Regions from separate parts of the Homo sapiens genome. Here region 2 is linked to region 1. Evidence: chromatin loops called from intact Hi-C (ENCODE). Cell type or tissue: ovary. All regions are shown on one strand.

The links. Peaks named below come from ENCODE experiments on the same cell type or tissue, not always from the same donor. Only the 100,000 strongest peaks of a DNase experiment are listed, where the experiment ranks them.
Region 2: it touches region 1 in a loop (3-fold over the local background); 3 of 110 quality-filtered maps call a loop at or near these places.

What each region holds. Positions count from the first base shown.
Region 1 is chr15:84,010,794-84,018,793 of GRCh38, reverse strand. It overlaps ADAMTSL3 (ADAMTS like 3), which reads right to left. Exons shown (of 30, transcript NM_207517.3): 24 at 4,070-4,252; 25 at 2,295-2,411. Among named protein-coding and RNA genes, the nearest start is that of GOLGA6L4, 220 kb to the left of the region's middle. In ovary, no CTCF peak of the experiment used is centred here; no DNase peak of the experiment used is centred here.
Region 2 is chr15:83,815,851-83,823,850 of GRCh38, reverse strand. ADAMTSL3 (ADAMTS like 3) reads right to left here. Exons shown (of 30, transcript NM_207517.3): 6 at 3,804-4,040. Among named protein-coding and RNA genes, the nearest start is that of ADAMTSL3, 170 kb to the right of the region's middle. In ovary, no CTCF peak of the experiment used is centred here; a DNase peak (open chromatin) is centred at 3,440.

The DNA.
Region 1 (8,000 bases):
CCTCCCATGTTTTAGGAGTAAACTCTTGAGTCTTTACCTTGGACCTCAAAGCTCTGAATGATTTGGTCCTCAGCCACTCTCCAACCTCATCTCATATCCCTCTCCCTCTCCCTCAACTGTACCCTAGTCACATGAATCTTATTTCCATTCTGAGGCCACATTAACCTTATTCCAATTTTATGGTCTTTGCTTCTTTCTCATTTTTCTGCACAAATGGTTTCACCTCATCCTTTAGGTCTGGGCTCAAATATAACCTCTTAGAAGGCCCATCCCGACTGTCTTCACTAAAGTGGCTTCCTCCTATCACTGTGTATCTCATAGCCCTTACCACTGAGAAATATCTTAAATACTTATTTGTTTACTGGTTTCTTGTGCATCTTTCCTACTGGAATGTCAAGACCATAAACACCACCCTGTCCAACACTAGGACAGGGTATGTGAAATATTAGCCATGCAAGCAGTATTTGTTAAATTAATAAAGGAGTCTCTTTGAAATGCTAAGCTAAGGATCCTTTGAAGGGCTGGGACATTCCACAATGTGTGTGTGTGTGATTGTATATTTGGGCATGTGTTTGTGTGTGTCTGTGTAGGAGGTGGCAGAACAATGCAAGTAGTCCCAATAAACCAAGAGTTTGACTATTCCAAAGGCTTCACCTTCACCAATAGCTTCAGCCTCACACATATCCTTTTTGTTTTTCATTAATTTATTTTAGGCAGTTCTTTTGATCTTCATGTTCCATGCCACATGCAACACACCATGGTTTCTCTGACTGGAATTTCCTCTTTCCTCTTCCCAGAACAAACATCATGACCTACATGAAAACTCAGTTGACTTCTCTAGAGAGAGGTAGGGCCCCTTCCTCAGTGCTACCATTGTACTTTGGTCATCTTTTTATTATGGAACTTGTCCCAGTGCTTTACAGTATCTGTTTACGTGACTGCCTCCCTCTTCAGACTGTGAGCTTCTCAAGGAGGAGGTCATCTGCAACCCCAGACCTGGGAGGAGTAAGCACTGGGCAATATTTGTTGAATGTCCAATAAATGGATATTTGGGTATACAATAATGTTAGTATTATGTTTAAAAGAGGAGAAGAAATGTGTCATACAAATACTATAAGAGAATGATGTCATAAGTAACGTGATGGATTGCTGATTGGCAGCTCAACACTGTTTTCCCCTTCTGTGCTCTCTCTTGCACCTCAGGAGGTGAAAGCCTAGAAACTACATTTCTTAAAATCTCTACCGGTAGAGTTATATTCTGCATGATACATTATGCAAATGAGAGGCACTTCTCAAGATTTAAAAGGTGAAAATGACGTGGCCATTATTGTTCCTATATAACGAGTACAACATGAGGTTTAAAAGGAGTTTCTTTGTGGCCGGGCACAGTGGCTCACGCCTGTAATCTCAGCACTTTGGGAGGCCAAGGTGGGCGGATCACGAGGTCAGGAGATCGAGATCATCCTGGCTAACACGGTGAAACCTCGTCTCCACTAAAAATACAAAAAATTAGCCGGGCGTGGTGGCGGGTGGCTGTAGTCCCAGCTACTTGGGAGGCTGAGGCAGGAGAATGGCATGAACCTGGGAGGCGGAGCTTGCAGTGAGCTGAGATCACGCCACTGCACTCCAGCCTGGGAGGCAGAGCGAGATTCTGTCTCAAATAAATAAATAAACAAAATAAACAAAATAAAATAACAAAATAATTAAAAAAAGAGTTTGTGTCCTTCTGCGATTTACCCATTTTTGAGCTACAAGGAGCTGAGATGACCAGTAATGGTTTCCTGCGTTTCTAGCATTTCTGATTTTCTTAACTCTGCCTTGATCCCTTGGCCTTCTGCAGAGTTTTATAAGCTTGTAATACTTAGATTAGGTTCTCCTGATTAAGCACTGATGCATAACAAAGTTGGTGTGTATGGAAAACTATGTCTTGAAAAAAGAACAATTAAAAAATCAATTCCAATACTCATAGCAGACTATTAATATCTATTAATATTTACCAAATTGGCAATAGTTTTGAAACTGGAAATCAATATCTATATTATCACAAATAATAGTGCACATTTGAGATATGAGCTCTGTAGGCTTCCTCAGGAGTGGATTTTTCTAAAAAGTGTTTCAATATGGAAAGAATAAGTTGAACCACTAAAGACTGAGGGTCAAGAAAAAGGCTGGCCAAATGCCTAGAAATAATTTTACATATTGCAAAGTGAAAAATACAGATGGTCTTTTAGCTAAATCCTTTTCCTTACACATGCCTCACACATAGCAAATCTGAAAAGGTCAAAATCCCAGACCTTGAGGCGGGGGTTCTCCTGTTGGGTCATTGCTGTTGGTTCTAGTGTTGGTTGCCTGGAGAATGTACTTTTTATGTCCTTGCAGAAATACGATTCTACTCTCTGGCCATCTTCGTTCTGAGGAAAAAAAAAAGTAGCACTTTTACCAGTTAGACATTATCTAATTATTGGTCCAGCTTGGGTGTTCTTAAAGACAGCTATTAGAAAATGAGTCCTCTATAATAATACTGTGCTCCTGGATACTCAAGCTCATGACCACAGGTCTGGGAGGTGTGTATAAGTATGGACGTGTGGGGTGTTATAGAGTTTAGAGTTACTCACTGTGCTAGCATGTGGCATCTCTGCATGTTTCCAGGGTTTCTAGCCTAAATTGCAAGATGAAAAAAATGTATTCAGCAGAATTCCAAAAGGGACTGGAGGAAGCAGATTGGTTGGATAGAGCTCTGCCTCTTAAGAGGAATGCTGGGAGCAAGAGAACGGGCAATGTTCCCTAGGTTTGCATGGTGAGGAGTACGGGCTTTTAGGAAGGTTGTGAAGCTTGCACATAAGAGCAGAGGATGGTGGAGGAATGCCATGATTTGACCTCTCCATCAAGTTACCAAAGTCATGAGCTGCTTGGCTTGAGGGGATTCCTGAGAGAAGAGGTATGCCAGGTAGGAGTGAGACAAGCATGCAGATTCATGAGTGGAAATGGGCAGAAGAAAGAAACAAGGCTGGGGTTTCTCAGGGAGCATGGATAAATCATTCAAGAACCAGACAGGGTTAGCCTAGCCAATCTGTTGCAACTCTTCCATTCGAAGATTTTGGAAGATCACACAGAGGCTTTTTGGAAAGAGCCACGTGGTGGCACACCACTGCCTTTGTCAGTACTAAGAGTCCATGAGGGGTAGCAGGGAGAGCACCAAAAGAGCAGACTACATATTTGGGCACTAGTTCAAACTCTTTATGAGCCCAAGGCTCCTCATAAATACAATGAGATTAAAAAATACCACCCACAACACTGTGCTATCATAAGTATCACAAGAATTAACGCTCATCAAAATGCTTTGTGCATGACAGCTATTCCAACTCCCTGCATTGGCACCCCCTATCTCTTTATATCTCTGGGCTCCTCTAACTGCCCCAAGGAAAGCTATGGAGAAATCTCTTTCATGTTTTTTCCTCTTGGTTTAGCAATGGATTCTATACTCTTATACTAATTTTGCCAATGGTTCAATTTCATTCCTTCATGAAACCATTACTTAACACTAACATCTGACCGGGCGCAGTGGTTCATGCCTGTAACCCCAGCACTTTGGGAGGCCAAGGCGGGCAGATCACGAGGTCAAGAGATTGAGACCATCCTGGCCAACATGGTGAAACCCCATCTCTACTAAAAATACAAAAATTAGCTGGGCATGGTGGTGTGCGCCTATTGTCCCAGCTACTCAGAAGGCTGAGGCAGGAGAATCACTTGAACCCAGGAGGCAGAGGTTGCAGTGAGCCGAGATTGTGCCACTGCACTCCAGCCTGGTGACGGAGCAAGACTCCGTTTAAAAAAAAAAAATCACACACACACACACACAAACACTAACATCTGTGTTAGGTGCTGGGAATACGGGGTGGTAAAATAGGGTGTTAGAATTTAGTGCTCGTTTTTAAGCAGGCAGTGGCAGCAATGGTTAAAACCATCTGATGTCCATCTCGTTCACTCAACTCCAAAATCAACAAAACTGGGGCCTACTTTGTGCATATTACAGGAGGCACTTAAGGAGCAATAAGAATTTGACACTTACCCAGCAAGTGGAGTACAGATGTTGCCACTGCCTTTCCAAGAGCATTGGTGGCTATGCAGACGTAGGTTCCTTCATTTTCAAGGGAAACATTCTGCAACAACAGGGATCCATTGAAAAGCAAGGAAACATTGCCACTCAGAGATCCTCCTCTCTTCAACCAAGTTATATTAGGCTGAGGGACACCTTTGGAACAAAAACAAATATGACAAAGGCAATTCCTTTAAGAACAGGGCCACAGAACCACTTGACAAATACCATTCACTGTTTTGACCGTAAGTCAGCATATGGGTTTAATCATATATAATAGGAAAAATGGCTATTTCTATTTCTATAGCTACTCTATGGCAGATGGAGGATCCTCTTAAAGCAAAGGGCTTTGGTCTACAGGGCATGTGACTGGTTTACACATATAAGTTATGGAATGGAAACCAAGGAGTAGGATTGCTCTGTATTGGGAAGGGAGAGAATTTTGAAGGTGGGTAGGGTAGTGGGAGTGTGGTTGGAAAGAAGGAGTCGGTGAAGCTGGGGGAATGTGGAGGTAGAGACACAGTGAGAAACTCCCAGGGGGTAGGTTGTCACAAGGAAGTCTTTGGAAAACATAAATATTTCCTAGAGGTCTTTAAGTTGTTTGCTGTGCATAAGCAATGAAACATTCCTCCCTCAGGAAGAATATACAACATCCAGGGAAACAGAGTTCATTAATTCTTTGTAAAGGAGGATAACTTCAGGGAGCAAAAGTAAGTGCTGAGTTTCAATTCCGGGTCAATGCAGTGAGATGCAGGGACTGTAAGCAACATTGCAGGAGCCTGGACACAGAGGGGAACATGAGGAATTGAAAGAATTTCTTTCCCCAAGTCTTCAGAAGGCTTAGCATTTTGCTGGGCTTTGGAATTTAAGATTCAGAGGAATAGAGAAATTTCATTTGGTTCTTCTTCTTCTTCTTTGCTTTTTCTTTTTGAGATGGAGGCTCCCTCTGTCACCTAGCCTGGAGTGCAGTGGCACAATCTTGGCTCACTGCAACCTCCTGGGCTCAAGTGACCCTCCCTTCCTCAGCCTCCAAGTAGCTGGGACTACAGGTGCAAGCCATCACACCCAGCTAATTTTTGTAATTTTTGTAAAGACAGGGTTTCATCATGTTCCTCAGGGTCGTCTTGAACTCCTGGGCTCAAGCGATCCCCCGCCTCAGCCTCCCACTGCACCTGACCTCATCTGGCTCTTAAGAGCTGGAATAGCTTCAGATGATGCCAAGATTGCTCTAGACAACTGTTTTGGGGGATGTTTTCTCCTCTTACAGTGCTCTGGTTAGTGAGAATGGAGAAGCCATGGTATGGTTTTCTGACTTAAAAAATAGATGCGACCGCTATTATCATGACATGTGCAACACACCTTACAGTAGGCAAAATGCGTGCTCCATGAACATGGTGACACTTGAATTCTCATAGTTATTCCTATTTCCTGGGAGGCAGTCATTGTTAGCTGTATCTCACAATTGAGGAACCTGGTAAGCCTTTTGACTTCAGGTCCAGTTCTGTCCATTACATCAAGCTGATTATTCAAGTCTCTTAAGGAAGTCATTGTGTGGCTTTGGAGGAAACTGTTATCTAGAAATGCTTAAATTTACTTGTAGAAACCTAAGACTGATATTGGCACTGAAGTATTGCCTGAAAACTCAAGGTGAAAAAAAGACTAAATTTCTATTCAAAGAGGAGGTGGAAATGCATAGGGGGAGCACTATCTTGGCTGGGTTGGGGTGAGGCTTTGTTTTCATTCTCAATAGTTATTAGTTCTGTAGCCTTGGGCAAAGCCCTTTAGATTTCAACTGTGTCGTCTGTGAAAGGAATCTGAAAGAAGAGTAGGAACTTCATTATGTTCAGATATACTATTTGAAGTTTTCAAAATTGGAGTCTGAGATGGTTGCCCTTGGGACTTTTTGTCCTTAATCCTGTGGCTTTGTATGATCCAAGTATGGTAGGCAGAATTCTAAAGACATTGCCCCAAGATTCTCATCCTTTCATTACTCAATCAAATGTCAATCTAGGCACTGGTGTGAAGGAATTTGCAGATGTAATTAAGGTTACTAATCAGTTGGCCTTAAAATGGGGAGATATCTGGTTGGGCCCATTGTAATTCTATAAGTCCCTAAAATCAGAAGAGAAGGACAGAAGCTGTCAGGGACATATGGAGAAAGAGAAAGTAGGAGAGATGAGGCAGAAGAGGAGTTCAGAGAGATTCAAAGTGTCAGAGCAACCTAACCCACCATTGCTAGTTTTAAAGATAAAAGGGACCTGAGCTGGGGAGTGCAGGTGGCCTCTAAAAGCTGAGAGTGGCCTTCAGCTGACAGCTATCAAGAAAATGGGAACTTCAGTTCTAAAATGATAAGGGATTCAGCCAATAACCTGAAGAAGCTTGGAAGCAGATTTATTCCCAGAGCCTCCAAAAAGGAATGCAGCCATGCCACCACCTTGATCTTGGCCTTAGATACTCTAAGTGTAACAGTCAGTTCAGCAATTCTGTGCAACATAGGTGACATAATATATGGGTATTGTTTTAAGCTTCTAAGTTTGTGTTAATTTGTTACAGCAGCAATAGAAAACCAATACACCGAGAGATTTGTTTTAAATATTGTTATAAAAACTAGGCTAGCCCTAAATAGCTGAAGGAATGCTAATCACATGTGCATATATCTTTTTTAGCATTTTCTTCTACACATATACACATACAGAAAGTTTAAGCTTTCTGAAAGGTCACAGCTATTAAACATTGGAGCTGAGATTTATACCAATACAATTTGATTCAGAACCTTTCTTAACCACAACATAGGTAGATGTTATACATCTCTTAATATATTTATTCCAATGCATGTTATAGTTCTTTGTTGTTGCAGTAAACAAGATTTTAAAAAATGTATTTCATAGTTGTTTATTGCCAACACTTAGGAAAGCTATAAGCATCTGCATATTTATCTTGTTTCTAGTCATCTTACTGAACTTTATTATTTTGAATAGTTTTTCTAATTGATTTTCTTGTTTTTTAAGGTAAATAATTATATCATTTGCACATAATGACAATTTTCTCTTCCTTTCCAATATGTATACTTCTGATTTCTTTTTCTTGTCTTATTGTATTAGTGTCTCCAGAACAATGCTGAATAATAACCACTATAGCAGGTACGTTAGACTGAATATTTGTGTCCCTCCCCACCACATCTTGATCTTGGACCTCCTTCAACATGAAAAGCTTAATCTTGGACTTCCCATCCTCCAGAACTGTAAGAAACAAATTTTCTGTTGTTTATAAGCTACTCAGTCTATAGCATTTTTCTTATAGCAGCCCCAGTGGTCTAAGACAGCAGGCATATTTGTCTTGTTTCCAACTTTAATGGGAATATTACTAATGTTTCTTTCTTAAGCATGATGCTTTTTTTGGTATATAAATTTCCTTCTATTTCTAGCCTACAAGAAAATTTCTCAGTCTTTGAGTTTAACATTTAATTTGCTTATTTTAAAGTAAATCATTTAAAGCTGTTAATTTTATTCTGAGTACAGCTTTGGCTACATATCTTATGTTTTGAAATGCAATACAACTATTGCCATTATTTCATTCACTTGAAAAATGTTTATGGAGTGCCTACTCTATGTAAGACTCTGTGGCAATGCTAAGGATATAATGGTAAACTAAGTTCCTCACGGACCTTAATCTAGAGTGGGCCCATGCATCAAAACAGCCAGCTGCAATTCAAAGAGATAAGAGCGTGCAATAAAGGTAAAATACTGGATGCCACTGGAGCACAGAAGCTGTACCTCATGTAGACTGGAGAGAAAGGGAAGATACCTGCAAGGAGGAACATAGAGTGCAGATGTAGGAAAGCATGGGAACAGGAGCAGGAGCCAGACTTTTCATGGTATAGTGCCTTGTTTTTTGATTGAATGTA
Region 2 (8,000 bases), 190 kb after region 1:
AGGTGGATAGTGTAGGAAGAGCCTAAAGGAGATAGACAAGAATCCTCAATTTCATCATTAATGCAAGGACAAGCCATTGAAGGGCTTTGAGGAATGCAAGAATGACAAGCTCTGAATTACCTTTTAACATAATCACTTTGGCTGCTGTGTGAAGAACAGACTGGAGGGAATCATGGTGGGAGCTCGGAGAACAGAACAGAAAGCTGTTAATGCAGTTTAGATTAGCTAATAAGGACTTAGGCTACAAGAAAGGCAGTAAAGATGGAAAGACGTGCTAAATTAAAAGTAATCTTTGGGAGGGAAAATTGACAGGACGTGGCAATGGATCAAATGTGTGGGTTGAAAGAAAAGCAAGAATGATGTCAAAGTTTTGGGATAAGCAACTAGAAGCCATTTTCTAGATAAAGGGATGAACAAAGTTGAAGCTAGTTTGAAAAGCAGGATGAAGGTTCACCTTTGAGCACTTTAAGTCTGAAGCTCCTGGTAGTGCCCCACACTTAGCAGGTGGTCAGGTTGCTCATCTGCTGTTGTTACTATTGTTTTTGTTATGAGCAGAATAGGGTAGGTGAAATACTAGACACATTCATTATTTTTTAAAAATATTTTTCAGCTCTCCCTCTCCCTCCCCCTCCCCCTCACCCTCTCCCTCACCCTCTCCCTCTCCCCACGGTCTCCCTCTGATGCCAAGCCAAAGCTGGACTGTACTGCTGCCATCTCGGCTCACTGCAACCTCCCTGCCTCATTCTCCTGCCTCAGCCTGCCGAGTGCCTGCAATTTGCAGGCGCGCGCCGCCACGCCTGACTGGTTTTCGTATTTTTTTGGTGGAGACGGGGTTTCGCTGTGTTGGCCGGGCTGGTCTCCAGCTCCTAACCGCGAGTGATCCGCCAGCCTCCGCCTCCCGAGGTGCCGGGATTGCAGACGGAGTCTGCTTCACTCAGTGCTCAATGGTGCCCAGGCTGGAGTGCAGTGGCGTGATCTCGGCTCGCTACAACCTCCACCTCCCAGCCGCCTGCCTTGGCCTCCCAAAGTGCCGAGATTGCAGCCTCTGCCCGGCCGCCACCCCATCTGGGAAGTGAGGAGCGTCTCTGCCTGGCCGCCCATCGTCTGGGACGTGAGGAGCCCCTCTGCCTGGCTGCCCAGTCTGGAAAGTGAGGAGCGTCTCTGCCCGGCCGCCATCCCATCTAGGAAGTGAGGAGTGCCTCTTCCCGGCCACCATCCCATCTAGGAAGTGAGGAGCGTCTCTGCCCGGCCGCCCATCGTCTGAGATGTGGGGAGCGCCTCTGCCCCGCCGCCCCGTCTGGGATGTGAGGAGCGCCTCTACCCGGCCGCAACCCCGTCTGGGAGGTGAGGAGCGTCTCTGCCCGGCCGCCCCGTCTGAGAAGTGAGGAGACCCTCCGCCTGGCAACCGCCCCGTCTGAGAAGTGAGGAGACCCTCCGCCCGGCAACCGCCCCGTCTGAGAAGTGAGGAGACCCTCCGCCCGGCAGCCGCCCCGTCTGAGAAGTGAGGAGCCCCTCCGCCCGGCAGCCGCCCCGTCTGAGAAGTGAGGAGCCCCTCCGCCCGGCAGCCGCCCCGTCTGAGAAGTGAGGAGCCCCTCCGCCCAGCAGCCACCCCGTCTGGGAAGTGAGGAGCGTCTCCGCCCGGCAGCCACCCCGTCCGGGAGGGAGGTGGGGGTCAGCCCCCGCCAGGCCAGCCGCCCCGTCTGGGAGGGAGGTGGGGGGGTCAGCCCCCCGCCCGGCCAGGCGCCCCGTCCGGGAGGTGAGGGGTGCCTCTGCCCGGCCGCCCCTACTGGGAAGTGAGGAGCCCCTCTGCCCGGCCAGCCACCCCGTCCGGGAGGGAGGTGGGGGAGGTCAGCAACCCGCCCGGCCAGCAGCCCCGTCCGGGAGGTGAGGGGCGCCTCTGCCCGGCCGCCCCTACTGGGAAGTGAGGAGCCCCTCTGCCCGGCCAGCCGCCCCATCCGGGAGGGAGTTGGGGGGGTCAGCCCCCAGCCCGGCCAGCCGCCCCGTCCGGGAGGTGAGGGGCGCCTCTGCCCGGCCGCCCCTACTGGGAAGTGAGGAGCCCCTCTGCCCGGCCACCACCCCGTCTGGGAGGTGTACCCAACAGCTCATTGAGAACGGGCCATGACGACAACGGCGGTTTTGTGGAATAGAAAGTGGGGAAAGGTGGGGAAAAGATTGAGAAATCGGATGGTTGCCGTGTCTGTGTAGAAAGAGGTAGACATGGGAGACTTTTCATTTTGTTCTGTACTAAGAAAAATTCTTCTGCCTTGGGATCCTGTTGATCTGTGACCTTACCCCCAACCCTGTGCTCTCTGAAACATGTGCTGTGTCCACTCAGGGTTAAATGGATTAAGGGCGGTGCAAGACGTGCTTTGTTAAACAGATGCTTGAAGGCAGCATGCTCGTTAAGAGTCATCACCACTCCCTAATCTCAAGTACCCAGGGACACAAACACTGCGGAAGGCCGCAGGGTCCTCTGCCTAGGAAAACCAGAGACCTTTGTTCACTTGTTTATCTGCTGACCTTCCCTCCACTATTGTCCTATGACCCTGCCAAATCCCCCTCTGCGAGAAACACCCAAGAATGATCAATTAAAAAAAAAAAGAAACTCAGGGAGACAGACAGTAAGTGAAAGGAAAGAATAAAATAACCTCTGCTCACATTTGGAAAAAAAAAAATATTTTTCAGAAGTCAAAAGAATAGATGCAGAATCCTATAATTTCCCTGCCATCCCTGTCTCACAACCTGTCATAGTGTCTTTTTAATTTTTTTTTTTCTTTTTGAGACAGTCTCGCTCTGTCACTCAGACTGGAGTGCAGTGGCGTGATCTTGGCTCACTGCAATCTCCACCTCCTGGGTTCAAGTGATTCTCCCGCCTCAGCCTCCCTAGTAGCTGGAATTACAGGCACACACCATCACACCCAGTTAATTTTTGTATTTTTAGTGGAGATGGGGTTTCACCATGTTGCCAGGCTGGTCTTGATCTCCTGACCTCAAGTGATCCACCCACCTCGGCCTCCCAAAGTGCTGGGATTACAGGGTGAGCCTCCATACCCGGCCTAAAGTGTCTTGAATCCTTATACTCATTAAAAGCCACTGGGGTTTATGTCTCAGTCACATTTGTCACAGCTCTGCAGAGACCACTCTGAAAAATCTGCTGGAATGCATTCATGTTAGTTTTCAGTAAATAAATCATTGTGCCCAAAGATCCAAAACAATGAATTAATTTTAATAAGAAAGCTTAATTTAATAAGAGACTCTCTAGTATTACTCTTCCAAAACAGCGGTTCTCAAAGTGTATTCCCCAGACCCACAGCTTCAGTATCTCCAGAGAACTTGTTAGAAATGCAAATCTTTGGGCCCCATCCCTTTTACCTACTGAATCAGAAACTCCGGGGGATGAGCCCAACACTCTGTTATCACAAGCCCTCCAGGTGACTCTGATGCTTGTTCAAGTTAGAGAATCACTAATCGATGGCCCGGCGCGGTGGCTCATGCCTGTAATCCCAGCACTTTGAGAGGCTGAGGCAGGCGAATCACCTGAGATCAGGAGTTTGAGATCAGCCTGGCCAACATAATGAAACCTCATCTATACTAAAAATACAAAATTGGGATACAAATACAATTTGTATTTGTATTTGCTGTATAAAAATACAAAACTGGGATTATAGGTGTAAGCCACCGTACCTGGCCAATAGCAATATTTACATCTGCATGAACAAAAATACAGAAGAAAAGGGTTCTGTTTATTGACAGTAGGCGTGGCACATCCCCAAAGCAGGGGATTGGGAGGTAAGTGTGCTTACCTGACAGATGCCACTGATACACATGTCCAAGGAGTCCGTGTTGCAACGAGTTCCATCCAGTACCTTAGGTGCCAGCTCCACCACCAAGTTTTGTCCTTGTGCATGACACTTGAGTGCACACGGGGCAGCAGGATCATTATATCGTGGAAGCCATTCATAGTAATGCCCCTGATACTGGACATCATTGTAGGCTGAGCACTGCTGGGCTCTGAAATCTTCTGCATCTGGAGGGCAGTCCTGGGGGCAGAGGGAAAAGGCCACATGCACATCACCCAGTGAGAGAGGCCAAGAGAAGATGAAATAAGTTCACCAGAATCTCATGAGACCACACCTCACTTGCCTCTCTCTGGGAGTCACCTAATTCCCTCTTTTTTTTTTTTTTTTTTGATTCAACGTTGAATGTATGCTATGAAATTCCACAGAGATCACTGCAATAATTATTTATACAGGAGATTATCTCATTATTCTGATCATTCACCCACCCAGGTATTTTTTCCAGATAATTAGAGCCTACAAGACTTAGATGGCAAACTTTGCCCTATTTTAACCATCTTGAATATAAATTTTCAAATGCATTATCTAATCTCCTTCCTTTTAAAACAAGGGAAACCAAATGCTTTCAATTTTTCCAGGTGATTCAAGGATTCAAGGTCTTCATCAAAATTTAATTGTTATCCATGCCTTCAGGAGCCATTTCAATGTGAAGGATTATTAGCCCAAAACTGCTGTGCTCTGTGAGCACTTGTGGTTGTTTCTTTGTCATTGTTTTTTTTTTTTTTTTTTTGAGACGGAGTGTCACTCTGTCGCCAGGCTGGAGTGCAGTGGCTCGGCTCACTGCAACCTCCGCCTCCCAGGTTCAAGCGATTCTCCTGCTTCAGCCCCCCTGAGTAGCTGGGACTACAGGCGCCCGCCACCACGCCCAGCTTATTTTTGTATTTCTAGTAGAGACGGGGTTTCACCACGTTGGCCAGGATGGTCTGGCTCTCCCACCTCATGATCCACCTGTGTCGGCCTCCCAAAGTGCCAGGATTAAAGGCGTGAGCCACAGTGCCCGGCCTGTCGTTGTTTTTAATTCATCTGTCTTTCCTCCCGTCAGGCTCCCTCCCATCTCTTCACTGGTACCAAGTACCTGCCTTCAACTGGCTGTAGGATGGACGGCAGAAAACATAGCTTGTTCAAATTCTGTCTACAACAAAAGCAAATAAATTCTAAGTACATGCCTTCAGTTGCTCTCATAATAAAAAGTGTTTGTACAAATATTGATGACTCATCGGTCTTTTTACTAAATTACTGATTCCGCCCACCAGATATTTCCAAAGCAAGATACTAGTTGAGAAAAGTATTACTTTACTCATCAAAAATCTACTTTTGATATGCAAACTTCATAATTAAAGACAACAGGTAGAAAAAAGCAACATAGCCGCCAGGCGTGGTGGCTCACGTCTGTAATCCCAGCACTTTGGGTGGCTGAGGCGGGCCGATCACCTGAGGTCAGGAGCTCCAGACCAGCCTGGCCAAAATGGTGAAACCCCGTCTCTGTGAAAAATACAAGAATTAGCTGGGTGTGGTGGCGCATGCCTGTAGTCCCAGCTGTTCATGAGGCTGAGGCAGGAGAATTGCTTGAACCTGGGAGGTGGAGGCTGCAGTGAGCCAAGATTGTGCCACTGCACTCCAGCCTGAGTGACAGAGCGAGACTCTGTTGCCAAAAAAACAAAACAAAAAAACCACACCATAAAGTATTTTATTATTTTTTTGTATTATAAAGGTAATAAATATTCATTCTAAAAACTTTGGAAAATAGTTTCTACTCAACAAAAGAATAAATAACATAGATCTTTGTATCTAAATCTTCACACAAATCTTGATTATTTACCAAGGACTTCTTTCTGGAAATAAAATTTCTGAGTCCAAGGTTATGCACATTTTATAGACTATTCAAAATATTGCAAAATTGCCCTCCATTATAATTTTCTAGTTTTTTTTCCAATCAGAAGTATAAAATATAACTTCATTGTTTTCGTTTGCGTTTTCTTTTTGAAATAGAGTCTTGCTTTGTCACCTAGGCTGGACCTCCCAGGTTCAAGTGATTCTCCTGTCTCAGCCTCTCGAGTAGCTGGGATTACAGGTGCCCGCCACCATGCCCAGCTAATTTTTTTGTATTTTTATTAGAGATGGGGTTTCACCATGTTGGCCAGGCTGGTCTCAAACTTCTGACCTCAAGTGATTCACCCACCTCAGCCTCCCAAAGTGTTGGGATTACAGGTGTGAGCCACCGCGCCCAGCTTGCATTTTCTTTTTATTGTTTAATATATTTTCATGTGTATTTGCTTTTTGTATTAATTCTTCAAAAATGTCTTGTTTTATATCCTTTATCCATTGGCATTTTTGTCTTTTTATTATTTTCAGCAGATGAAACTATTAAACTTCATAGTGAAATTATCAACTCTTTGTCATTTCTGTTGGAAATATTTTCCCCATTTCATTTTGGTTTTGGTACTTTGTAAAGTCAAAAAGTTTTACATTTTCATGCAGTCAGCTCTATTAATATTTCCCGTTCAGGTTTCTTTCTTTTTTAATGGGCTTAGAAATGTTTTCCCACTCTGCTCTGAGAACAGATAAATACTTAAATGTATCTTCCTAGTTCCTTTACAGATTAGCAGTCATGTTTAACTATTTGTTATATTTGGAATTTATTTAGATGAATGGTTTAAGTTAGAAATCTAGCTTTTCTTTTTCCACAAATAGATATTGATAAATTATCAGCCAAGATTTTTAAATACAGTTTTCCTCTTTTTGCTACTTCACGTTTGTATTTTATTGTTTACACTTTTGGCCTTTATAAACTTCCTTAAATCCTTTTTGGAAGTAGATAGGGAATAGATAGAATATAATTAACAAACATTCTTCTGAGATTAGTTGTATTATTTTGCTGTGAAACATTCCAAAATCCTATATTGCATCCACATTTTTGTTGTCTTAGCAAAATTAAACCAGGTTACACTCCTAGAAGCAAGTCAAACTGAAGAAGACTAAAACTGGATGACTTTTTCTTTAGTCAGGGTCTTACTCTGTCACCCAGGATGGAGCGCAGTGGCATGATCATGGCTCACTGCAACCTCGACCTCCAGAGCTCAGGTTTTCCTCCCACCTCAGCCTCCCAGGTAGCTGGGGCTACAGGCACGAGCCACTACATCCAGCTAATTTTTTGTAGAGACAGTTTTGCCATGTTGCCCACGCTGGTCTCAAACTCCTGGGCTCAGGCAATCTGCCTGCCTTGGCCTCCCAAAGTGCTGGGATTACAGGCATGAACCACCGTGCCAGGCCAGATGACTTTCCTCTGTTGAAATGAGGACTGTATCCTCCATCTGGCCATAGGAAGGATCATCAGTTACAAAATTACATCACCTCCTCTTCCTCCAGCCACAGCTAGTTTTCTCTATATCTCACTCTTTGAAACCAACCAAAGGAAAGTGTCTAAGAGAGCAGGATGCAAGCAACTTCTTTGCATTAGGCTCAATGGCAAGCATTCTCTAGGGACTGAATGTGCCGGCTAGCTAACTCTCGACTCCCTTAAACATAAACCAATGAAGTTTCACAAAATTAACAAGAGTTAATTAGCGGAAGACACCTTAGGATGTCAGCCTCAGGGTGGCCAGATTTGTACATGTGACCAGCCCCCTTGGCCACAGCTGACTATCCAGAGGCAAACATCTGGTCCACACCAGGTCAATCTTTCCCAGAAATTTGCGATTGCAACAAAAGAGCTGGAGCTAAGAGAGCTAAGAACTCATATCAATCTGGGGTTGGACTGGCCATTTCTTTTATAAGATTCATGTTGAAGCAAAGCAAGCCAGTTCCCACAGCAAAGAAGAATGAATTCGGTAAGAAAGGAGGAGGAAAGACAGTAAACTATGCATTTAAATAGGAATAAGTAACCTGTGTTCCTCATTTTCTGATTTCTGGCTCCAGGCCCTCAAGGCCTGCTTATGCTTAAATTCTCTTAAAAACCCACATATCCATCCAGTGAATCCCCTTTGTCCTGAGCTAATCTAAGTGGACTTCTGTTCTTAGCATATGATGCTATCTGATTAAGGCAGCCTGATATCCGGATCATGCTTTTTAGTTTCCCAGGGGTAATCACTGACATTCTCTTTTTACCACCACCCTTTGAACTAGGTAGGTCAGGATTATTACCCT